Regions from separate parts of the Homo sapiens genome. Here all the other regions are linked to region 1. Evidence: chromatin contacts called from ENCODE Hi-C or POLR2A ChIA-PET data. All regions are on one chromosome and are shown on one strand. The core of a region is the stretch at or near the end of the contact, and the rest is flanking DNA. Distances in the headings are between cores, read along the strand shown.

What was found. Hi-C counts contacts between places; a loop is a spot of excess contacts on that map. ChIA-PET counts read pairs that join two places held with the same protein, here RNA polymerase II (POLR2A). Pooled maps may share reads with other maps.
Region 2: a pooled map shows a loop between it and region 1 (2.2-fold over the local background). The contact joins the enhancer-like site here to the promoter of ZNF330 in region 1. A Hi-C loop is called at or near these places in 2 of 168 maps with a recorded cell type or tissue (IMR-90 and ascending aorta), 1 of 37 single-sample maps with no recorded cell type and 4 of 50 pooled maps.
Region 3: a pooled map shows a loop between it and region 1 (3-fold over the local background). The contact joins the enhancer-like site here to the promoter of ZNF330 in region 1. A Hi-C loop is called at or near these places in 1 of 37 single-sample maps with no recorded cell type and 2 of 50 pooled maps. POLR2A ChIA-PET finds 5 or more read pairs at or near these places in 1 of 52 experiments (common myeloid progenitor, CD34-positive).
Region 4: a map of gastrocnemius medialis shows a loop between it and region 1 (4-fold over the local background). The contact joins the enhancer-like site here to the promoter of ZNF330 in region 1. A Hi-C loop is called at or near these places in 16 of 168 maps with a recorded cell type or tissue (MCF 10A, PC-9, Right ventricle myocardium inferior and 9 more) and 30 of 50 pooled maps.

What each region holds. Positions count from the first base shown.
Region 1 is chr4:141,219,572-141,222,275 of GRCh38, reverse strand. ZNF330 (zinc finger protein 330) reads right to left here and starts at 1,381. Exons shown (of 10, transcript NM_014487.6): 1 at 1,168-1,381. RefSeq lists enhancers at 585-1,089, 1,090-1,596.
Region 2 is chr4:141,652,931-141,655,634 of GRCh38, reverse strand. All of the region lies in intron 1 of IL15 (interleukin 15), which reads right to left. Among named protein-coding and RNA genes, the nearest start is that of IL15, 18 kb to the right of the region's middle. Within about 2 kb of position 1,399, at least 3 of the 41 ENCODE cell types and tissues checked have a DNase peak (open chromatin) inside an H3K27ac peak, as active enhancers do; they include ascending aorta, where a contact is called at or near this core.
Region 3 is chr4:140,789,660-140,792,363 of GRCh38, reverse strand. No RefSeq gene overlaps it. Among named protein-coding and RNA genes, the nearest start is that of TBC1D9, 35 kb to the right of the region's middle. Within about 2 kb of position 1,348, at least 7 of the 41 ENCODE cell types and tissues checked have a DNase peak (open chromatin) inside an H3K27ac peak, as active enhancers do.
Region 4 is chr4:140,855,584-140,858,287 of GRCh38, reverse strand. No RefSeq gene overlaps it. Among named protein-coding and RNA genes, the nearest start is that of TBC1D9, 100 kb to the right of the region's middle. Within about 2 kb of position 1,392, at least 5 of the 41 ENCODE cell types and tissues checked have a DNase peak (open chromatin) inside an H3K27ac peak, as active enhancers do; they include PC-9, where a contact is called at or near this core.

The DNA.
Region 1 (2,704 bases), core at 132-2,631:
TTTTCTTGTTAAATGTTAAACTCTATCCTTTCGATAGTTAAGCACATTCTAAGCCTTATGAAACGTTAAGCACATATTATTCCAAATGAAGCGGGTGATCCTTAACGCATTTATTGGCACTAACGATTCTAAAAATGTAAACGTCAAAAAAATTTACCCTAAAAGACAAACTAGTCTTCTTTTCCCACTAAGAAAAAAGTTTCTCCAATGATAAAGTATTCTGCACCTCATTAAAACAAATGAATCATGTATCATTAGCAAAAACAAAAAAATCATTAATAAGAGCATTATTTAGCCAGTTTATATCACTTTTTTGAGCTATATATTCAGATGACCTGACGCTGCCAACACCTTAAGTATAACAAGTTTAATTTTTCCTATGTAATATGTAAACAAAACATCTAACAGTCAACAAATAACACTATTTATTAACTACAAAGTCAAAACATTCTGAAGATATTTAAGGTATTAGTTGCTCTGACTTTAACAAATGCTCTTCCCTCTACACGCAGTGAGCATGTAATTTTAACGGGGTTCAAATTTACGTTTAAGAGTATGTTTAATTTTCATCATTTAGTTGAAATACAAGATTTTTCTAAACTGAAGTTTTCTGAACTGAATGCTCAATTAAAAAAAAAACAAAACAGGTGGTAAGCAGTACGGTAGCAACTGAAAAATAGCCAGATTTAATAGGTGGTTATTTCGGTAACGTAACGCCCAGACCACTAAGGCACCATTCCAATATGTAAAATGACAAAATCTAGAGGGCGTGCTGCCCTGGCCAAAGAACCTCAGAAAATAATCACGAGGTGATCATGCGGATTAACTTTCTGCGTCCTCAGAGATATCCTCTGAATCCTCTGATAAAGTTAAATCTCATTTTTTTTTCCCTCCAGTTTGTTCTGCACGCTCAAAAGAGTGAATCTTCTTCTCAGCCTTATACGGGTTCAAGCCCTTTTCCGGTAACACTCCAACTTCTTGCATGCACTGCGTGTGTCACCAAATGAGGAAACAGGCACGGGGCACTGCGGCTTTAGGAGTCCAGCCTGGAGCTGGAGGACCCAGTGGGGCGGAGGGGCGTCCAGGGGAGAAGCGGCGGAGGTGCCAGGCGGCTCGGGGACCCGCAACGGGGACCCGCAACCGTCACCCGCCCGCGGGACACCCTACCTCGTGCGCGCTCCGGGCAAACCTCGCTCACTTTCGCCGGGAGACCGGACTCACTCAGGGGGCCGAGGGACAGGGAATGGCGTGAGGCCCACCCGCGACAGCAGTAAATCCAACTCGTGGACCAGGACTCCGGGAAAGAAGGTACTAACAGCCAGGGAGGCTGACAGCCGATTCCGGACACTAGGAGACGGACCGGACGTCCTTTTACGACAGCAGCGCCTTACGGCTGACGTCATAGGACGGGAGCCGCCCACCTCTGTTCGCTCCGCCCCTTCCCCGCCCACTCCTGCGGGGGCCAATGCCCCATTCCTAAGCAGAGGATCTGCAGAAAAGGAAGGGAATGCGAGGGAAAATAGGGAAGCAGAAGGAGGGAAAGCAGGGGAAGGCCCCCTCAGTTTTACTTTTTTAGAAAAAGGAGAAATCTAAAAGGAAGAGGAAAATGAACTCACAGACTTGGTACTGGATCAATTGACTCAAACAGCAAATTCATGTTGAATTCTGTTGGAAACCTTTCCCCACCTCTACATCTTGCGTGCCTCACATCCCACCTTTTCTTGGTTGCTGCGCAAACTGTGCCTTCAGTTGCCTGATGAACTTCCGTACCAGCCTCCCCTGTCTCTTATTTCTGTTATGCCCTCTGGATTCCATTCCTTTGTGAACAAATCATCCCACATTCTCTACCTCTAATGTGTAATCTGCCTGCTTTTAACTGAAACCTGATGATCCTCCCCCTGCATCAGAATCTCCTTCCGATCAAGCACCTCCACCTTTGCATAGCCGACCAAGCTGGGTTTCCTAATCTCTTTCGGAGCTCTGCCGCACTTAGGATTCAGTACCAGGCCTATTCCTGTGCTTTTCCTGCCCTCCCCCTGCAGGAGATAAAAGCCTCTTTATTTGGACCAAAGAGGCCTTCTGGAATTTACTCTTAGATTTTGATAGCCAATTAACCATCTCAGCCTTTTGCTATTTTCAAAGAATCAATTTTACTTAGCAATAACAGTCAATGCCACTGTCATTAAGGTTACTATTTCCCTCATAGTTCTCAAATGCCTGATACATTTTACCTACTCGTATATAAATTAGAATACCACCCCAGTTACGTTAGAATACCACCCCAGTTTCATTACTGATGAAAGTTGTAACTATTGCACTGTTACCTTGTGCCGAGGTCTGTGTGTCCTACACCTACCACCGAGGGGGTCCTCATTGATAGTCACATGGCCTGTGATTCGAATCATAAATCCCATCTTAGCCTAACTTGAACCACTCCTGACACCAACTGTTTTAGGTTGGCTTCCCCAGGAAGCATACTCTGAGTCAGAGAAGAGTATAATGAGTATGTTAGGGAATGCTTTGGGGAACAACATCTGCAGGAGAAATGGAAGCAGGATTGAGCAGAGGGAAGAGTTGACCTGCAGTGACGTCTCAGTGAAGGCCTCGTTTTGAATCTGGGATATCCCTTCAGAGTTGTCTTGAGTTAGGGGAACTGGGCTGGACCTTTATACACCTATGACATTTAGTCACTGGATGAACGCTG
Region 2 (2,704 bases), core at 150-2,649, 430 kb before region 1:
CTAAAAACAGTGTAACTTCTATGTTTTTTTATAAGGGTAATCCAACTTATTATGCCATTTAAAAAAGTAAAGTAGTATAACTTTTATTTTATAAAATAAATTAAGAAACATCTTAATCAAATTTCAGTATGATCCAAGAATCCGCATGAAGCTTTGTGTTGAAGAAAAAGATTAAGGTTTTTTAGAAAAACTTACATTCAGTTTAAAAGTTGATCTTACACCCATACAGCCACCAATCTTAGAATTGTTTTTTTTTTTCTTTTTGCTTTTTTCTCTGCATCATGTTTGTATAATACCGCCTTAAATTTGATTTCACTTCCCATTTCCTTATCTTAAAGAACATTTTCTTTTTCTTGGATATGTTTTCCATCCTCTTTATGAACCTTCATTAACTCTACCAGGCACACTTAAGAGAGGCCCATTCCCTGAGCCCTTTCCCCACTCCTACCAGGAAACAAGCTTCCATCAATAACAACCACAATTGATGAATCCTGCAGGAGCATGAGAATGAAATTCACAAGTACCATAAATGACATAGGATGGGCATTTAGACCCATCTGATTCCCAAATGGAAGGTCCCTGAGAAATTGCTATAGCTGTTTGTCTATACCTGTTTGCTTCCTGAGCTTCTAAAAGGAGAATAAATAAGAGCTCCTAAGAATGTGCTTTAAAGCCAGTTATGCTCCTCTCTCTTTTACACCCTATGCCAGTATATTTCTTCAATTTTATCAATATGGGCCAATGTTCCTAGGAAGATAGCAAGCTAGCTTCTCCAGCAAACACCCAACAAGAGGTAACCAAAATATTTTAAAAATATATTTTTATATTTTAATAAAAAGCTCTAATTCAGCTCTTATGCACCTTCGCCCCAAGAGTCTGCCCCAAGTTAAGTAACACATACTTGAAAGCATTATAACAATGCACTTTTTTTCCATAACTGCACAGCAGAAATATTAAAAAGTTAGAGCTTATCTATCCACATCATAGGCCTCTATATGGCCAAGTATGTCTTGGGGAAAACTTATGTCTGACCTTGGAATTCAATTAGCACATACTGAAATGGAAATAGATGCAAAGAATGTTATAAACTCTAAAGAACTTTCAGCTCAGCATCCATATTTCATACAGCAAGAAACTGAGTCCCTGGAGACCAAGTGACTTGCTCTGACCAGCAAGACACTCTAGGAACTGATAAGCATTTCCTTTAAAAATTTGAAGATTCTATACAGAGTTGTAGTGAACAATGAAATTCATTGTTCCAGCTGACAGCTCATAGCTGAGCCCCTCCTGATAAATGCTTTCAATGGAAGAAAGCTCTCCCTTCCAGGAATCTGGCCTGCTTCCCTTCCAGGAATCTGGCCTGCTTCCCTTCCAGAGCTGTAACATCCCCAAAGGGCCATCCTGCCTCTAGAGGGCTCCCTGTTGGATCCAGTGAGGCCACTGTTCCAACTGCATCACAGTCCAACTTCTCCCTCTGCCCACCCTGTTTTGATCTGCCCTTACTTCCATCAGGTGTTGTTCCTTAGAACATGCCCCAGTAAGCCTCTCGCATGTATATTTCCATCTCAGTCTGCTTCCCAAGAACCTGACCTAAAACAATAGTGTATTCCATTCCTTGAGAAAATGTGAGGTCAGGAAACACTTGGATTACATCGAAGCAGATTATTGCAAGATTTCTTTTAATTTGACAGTATGCACTATAAACATCAACAAATACCCAGAGTTAATCAAAGTTATTTAACTATAGAACCCTTTTGGATATTGAACATCTCATGAGACTTGTGTTCTATGGAATATGGGCTGGGAAACAGGAATGCAGTCACTCTAGCTCACTTTAGAATATCAGTGTTGAAATTACTCATGTGAATATTTCCTGTAATAGCAAAAGAATGGAAAAAACCTAAATGTCCATCAGTAGGGTACTGCTTAAGTAAATTATAATACATGCATGCAATGTAATATTATACATCCATAGAAAAGAATGGGAAGTTTTTTTTAATATTAGCATGAACATATATCCAAGGTGTATTTTTAAAGTAAAAAGAAAAAGGTAACTCGACAGTGTGTATTTGTTTTCAGAAAGGGGGATGGTTAAATATATACGTGCATTTTTGTGTGTCTGCACAAAACATTTGCAAGGACATACACTAGAAAATGATAGCACTGGTTGCATCTATAGAAGGGAATTGGAAAGCGCTTTGAAACTTTTGAAGTTTAAACCATGGTAATGTATTATCCACTCATAAAATTAAAATCAAAATACCACAAAATATTATGTAGCACAGATTTAAATATTTTGTCTAATCATATATGAAGAAAATTTGGGAAAAAACTATGACATTCTCCATAAAGCTGCTTAGAAGATGAACTCCTGGAAGACAAAATTCATTTAGAATGCCCAAAGCATGGCACAGTTTCTGAACCAAAGGAGGCTGTAAATAATTTTTTTAATTGAATTATCCTTCATCATAAAAATCAGCCAATTGTTACTAAACAATTTTCCAGTGGTGCCTCTTTAGATAATTGTTTAACTATTAAAATGTATCCTGTAATTTATAAGAGCCATTTTTTGACACCAGTCTCTATGTGATCACTCAGTGCTGCCACAGAAGACATACCTTGTCTGTTTGAGCACAAAATACCAGATGAGAATTTGTAATGATGCACATTTCTTATTACCTGCTGATAATAACGTATTCGGTGA
Region 3 (2,704 bases), core at 99-2,598, 430 kb after region 1:
GCCTCAAACCTGGAGATATACCTTCTCTCTGCTAGTTGGCCTTAAGCAGGCCCTTTTTCATACTTTAAAACAGATTACCATGGTGATCTCAATCAAGACCTAACTGTAGTCAGACAGGAAAAACTGAAGGCTGCATTTTGAACCATTCAGGTTACTTAGGAGATGCTAAGATCAATTAACCCCAAATAAAATCCATGGAAACCATTCAAATGATGTTGCTATCTTCTTCTCAAGATCATTCTGTCTCTGTTTGGAGACTGTCTTATCTAGCCAGACCAAATATACATCATAATAGGCTGGAAATAAAACCTAGAGAATGGATAAGATGAGGAAAAGAAAAGAATAACCAAACAGAAATGGGAATTTTGCTCTGGATTATGGATGGGTCTCTAGCCATTCATTGGCTCTGGGGCTGCCAAGCCAAGACCCTCACTCAGATTGTCAAAGTGGCAGGGAACTTGGGCTGGTTGTAGAAGAGGCCTCCAGCATCTACAGCCCTTCTTGGCCAACAGAGCTCAGACTGCTCCTTTAAAATTAAAGACGGCTGGGTACGGTGGCTCACAGCTGTAATCCTAGCATTTTGGGAGGCTGAGGAGAGAGGATTGCTTGAGCCCAGGAGTCAGAGGCTGCAGTAAGCTGGGATAGCACCACTGCCCTCCAGCCTTGGTGACAGAGGGATGGAGACCCCATCCCTTAAAAAAAAAAATAGAGCCTTAGAAAGAGTAGTGATTCGTAAGGAGAAGCATGAATGCATTTATTCATGTTCCCTCTAAAAAAACAGACAACTGCCCTTATACTGGCTGCCTTCTGAGTCTTGGGGGGGTTTGGTAATTAAAAGCAATTTTGTAAAATCTGAGCACCAGTGTTGAAAATGAGCTTAAGCATAAACTAATTCATCACTTAGTGAGATAAATACATAACTGATAAATTTTTCATTACATCAGTGAGAGTTTCATCTTTTTAAACTAGCTTTTTGCCATGTTCGCAAATTTTGATTAAAGAATCCTCTGAGTATTATAACATAGAAATGTCTTTATATTTTGAATGGGCCTTACTACTAGCCTTCAAAGTTCTGGAGCACAAATAAAGAGTCCCCCCAGATAGAATTCTGAGTTCATGAGGTTTATTTCTGTTGGGTGTGCTACATGTCACAGATACTCTCCTTATTGGGAAGCTGGTGGCCTTTTGGCTAGAGAATGTCTTGACACTCTAGGGTACTCATTACTGGAAGCCTTGATTTGCTCTTGAAAGAAATCACAAAGGCATGACACCTCTTCCCTTTGCACTTCTCCCCACCCAGACCCCAAAGAGGAACTGAAAGAGGAACATGCACTGTTGGAGTAGACACGGACCAGTGAGCACGCGCACAGTCCTCAATACCAGCCTACAATAGCTGTATGTACATTTTCTGGCCTCAAACCAGTGTCCTCAAGTCATGATATCTGTTCTCTCTGTTCCTCAAGACTAAGCAGTTAATGTACTTCACAAACAGGGATACCTGCCATTTCACTGAGTCACAATAGGAGTTGATATTACTGAGCTCTTCCTATGTGCCAAACCCTATTCAAAGTATGCCCTAGCTGTCTCAAGAGAATGTAATAATTTGCCAACAGTGACACAGGTAATAAGTGGTCTAGCGGTGACATGAACACCAGCAGTATTACTCTAGAACCCAGATGTTTTTCCTCTTTATGCCATTCCTTCTGCCTTAACTTTACCTCAATTTCTTCTATCTTGTGTAGAAGGATGTTGTGAGGATTCGAAAAATAATAGGAGAATACTTGATATGGTGCCTCACACAGGGCAAACTCTCAATGCCCTGTTAGTTGCTATGGCTAGTTGAGAATTTGCTCAGTCACAGTGCTAAGTGGCTGAACCAGGACCCCCACCCTAGAGCCTGTTCCTAGAGTTCACTCTAACGCCAACCCCTCCTGCTGCTCTGCGTCAGTGACAGCACAGATAACACACCAGCACAGTTACTGGCAATAACTGAGCACTAGGGAGATGTCAAGCTTGTTCCTCTCCCACATCTCCCTCCTTCTCCTCACTGAAAGACAGAGGCACAGAAACACATTCTTATATAAGGTAATGACCAACTTCGAAAAGAGAAGCTTGATTCAATTGCACTTTATACTTCCTTTCTCACTTTTCATGCAAGATGAAAAGTAAAGTCCATGAAATAGAAGACACGATTTTTAAAAATGTATTCATATATTTGGGCAACAGAGTGAGACTCTGTCTCAAAAAAAACACATATCTCTCTCTCCACGTATTTGGCTTCATTTTCCCTCCCCATTATTGTCATGCTTCATGCTATTGAAACTGCCAGGACAGAATGTATCCTTAGTTAGTCATGACACCTCATATGTCTCGTGTCAAACATAACACACAGATTACTCACACGCTGACAATGCCATACGTTAGGCACACTGTGCCTTTAATTGTGCAATGACATTTGCTATAAGCATGAACATTCATGTTTCAGTTTTGAAGGAAGTTGGCAATTACTTGCTATGTCTTGCAATAGAATAGTGCACTTTTCACTTTTCGCTTTTTCTCCTTAGAAATCTTGTACTGTACAAATTGTGGAACACAGTAATCTGACTTTGTCCTCTGTTTTTCTCCTGCTATGAATGCTATAAAGTTATCTTTCTTTTTCTTCCTTTTTTTTTTTTTGACAGGGTCTCACTCCTGTTGCCCATGC
Region 4 (2,704 bases), core at 143-2,642, 360 kb after region 1:
TGATGCACAGTGAGCAGTATTAGCCTGGGGCCTGCTTCACCTGGGGTGGGTGTGACCTGGGGAGAGATCACTGGGCACTTCCCAGAGTCACACGCATGCCAGGGCATCAGCCTGGCTTCACTGGGCATCAGCCTGGCTTGCTATCATGCTGTGCCTGAAGGCGGAGGCCCCATCCCACCTAGAAACTCCACTTTGTGGGCTTTTGTTTTGAGACTTAATGCAGCATATTCACACATTTGAGAATGGAACATTTACAACCCCAGATTTTGACAAAATTAAGTAGCTAAAAAAAAAAAAAAAAAGAAAAAGAAAACTCCCCACAGCTTTGTAATGGGCCAGCTGGGTCAGCTTTGCCGCTTAACTCTTATTCTGTTAATACCTATGTTTGGAGGACTGTAAGCTAAACCATCATTCAGAAGACACAGAAGTATATTTAGTTCTGTTTATTGTTATTGTTGTTTTGTTTTTAGTTTTTTTTGAGATGGAGTCTCGCTCTGTCACCCAGGCTGGAGTGCAGTGGCACAGCCTCGGCTCACTGCAACCTCCGCCTCCTGGGTTCGAAAGCAATTCTCCTGCACACAGCCTCCCGAGGAGGAGCTGGGATTACAGGCACCCACCACCACACCTGGCTAATTTTTGGAATTTTAGTAGAGATGGGGTTTCACCATGTTAGCCAGGCTGGTCTTGAACTCCTGGCCTCTAGTAATCTGCCCACCTCGGCCTCCCAAAGTGCTGAGATTACAGGTATGAGCCACTGTGCCCGACCTAGTTCTTTTCTAAGTCTAATAATTCTTTAGAAGCCAGTGTTAGTAGTGCTACTCATCTCCTTGAATAATGCATTGCAACAAATTGGGGAACAAAGGGTAGGGAGAGAATATGAGTCATTTTTGCTCTGCGGTAATTACTATCTACAGAAGAGTGAATACCAATTAAGAAACTCAGGTGACTGAGAGAGGTCTCCTCTTTATGAGACATTTTAAAACACTAGTTCCATCATTCTTAGTGATCCAACAACAGAAGCAATTTGACCTCTTATTTCATCACACTCACAGGTAGTAGAGAGCCTCCACCAAGTCTCACTGTAAATCTTTGTTCTTGGCTGTGAGAAGAATCAGGGAGAAAGACCTTTCCACCGAGCCACCAAAGATACCATGGGGACCCTCTGCTCACTGTGATTGCATCTCCCCTTGTTGGCTTTCAGTCACAGCACCCTAGCAAAAGAAGGTGCCGTCCTAAATCTCCAACCAGTGGTAGCCTGTATCTGCTGGCATACAGGGAGGTACAAATTAAACGCCTCAATCTCTTCGGACCTTCCTGTTATGGAAGACACGCCCCACCTTCCCCCACAGGGAACATGCCTGATTAGTCATAACCCTTAAACTAATCACTCCCGCTGTGCCTCCCTCTAACATTCCCACCTTCTTTGTTCTTAAGGACATTTACTAAATAGGCAAGGGGGAAAGCAGAGCCAGGTTTCATTGGCGGGCAACTGCACTTGGTTGCTATGAGAGCTGTATACACACACAACACAGCTGTCATTGATATTATAGATCTAATGGGAGCCAAGGGTCTCAAATCTCTAAGGAGAAAAACATAATTCAGAGCTTTGGCAATGGTATCCATGTCTATAAATACATGTGAGAGCAGAGAAGTGAATTAGAGAATGTTAGAACACAATAGAGTTAGACCTGAGAATAAAATTGCATCACTCTGGGCCTGGACCTGATGTTTTTTATGCCAGCAAAACTCCCAGTTAAATATAATTTCAGGAGACCTTTACCTGAGATTGAGGTATAATGCCAGGACCTAAACACACACAGGACCTGACTCACAGAGCTTCCTTTATGATAAGGAAAGTTAAAGGTAGTCCATTTGCCTCTTATCATATTTTCTTTCCCTCTTTTTTATCTCCCTTGTTTGAAACAAAAAGGTGGAGAGGAAAAGGGAGGACATTAATGAGGGATGGACTCAGGACTAGAACTTGGGTTTTCCTGACTCCACTGCCAGAGTTCCTTCGGCAGCACCATGCTGCTTTCATAAATGGGTAAGCACCTCCTGACCACTCAAAAATATAAGGAATGGAAAGCAAGAAAAGCTGCTGGGCATGGTGGCTCGTGTCTGTAATCCCAACACTTCGGGAGGCCAAGGCAGGAGGGTTGCTTGAGGCTAGGAGTTTGAGACCAGCCTGGGCAACAAAGTGAGAGCGCTGTCGCTAGAAAAACATTAAAAAATTATCCAGGCATGGTGGCATGTGCCTATAGTCCCATCCACTCAGGAGGCTGAGGCTGGAGGATGACTTGAGCCGAGCCGAGCCAGGGATGTCAAAGCTGCAGTGAGCTATGATTGCACCACTGTACCCTGGGTGACAGAGCAAGACCCTGTCTCTATAATAAAAAAAAGAAAACTGAAAGTTTATGTATAGGAAGATTATGTATAATCAGGAAACACTCCCTGAACAGGAACAAGTCTAGTCTGGAAGTACTGGAAGTAGAATAGGATGATGCAACCACTGTATATAAGCAGGGACACCTGCAAACACACACACACACACACACACACACACACACACACACACAACCCACAAGGTGAGTCCCCACAGAATGCTAATTTTAGCTATGCAAGGAAGCTCATTATTTTAAGACCCCAATGTGTGTTATTTTCTAGACTCGCCCCTTCAAAATATGATTAGTCATGGAAATACTGG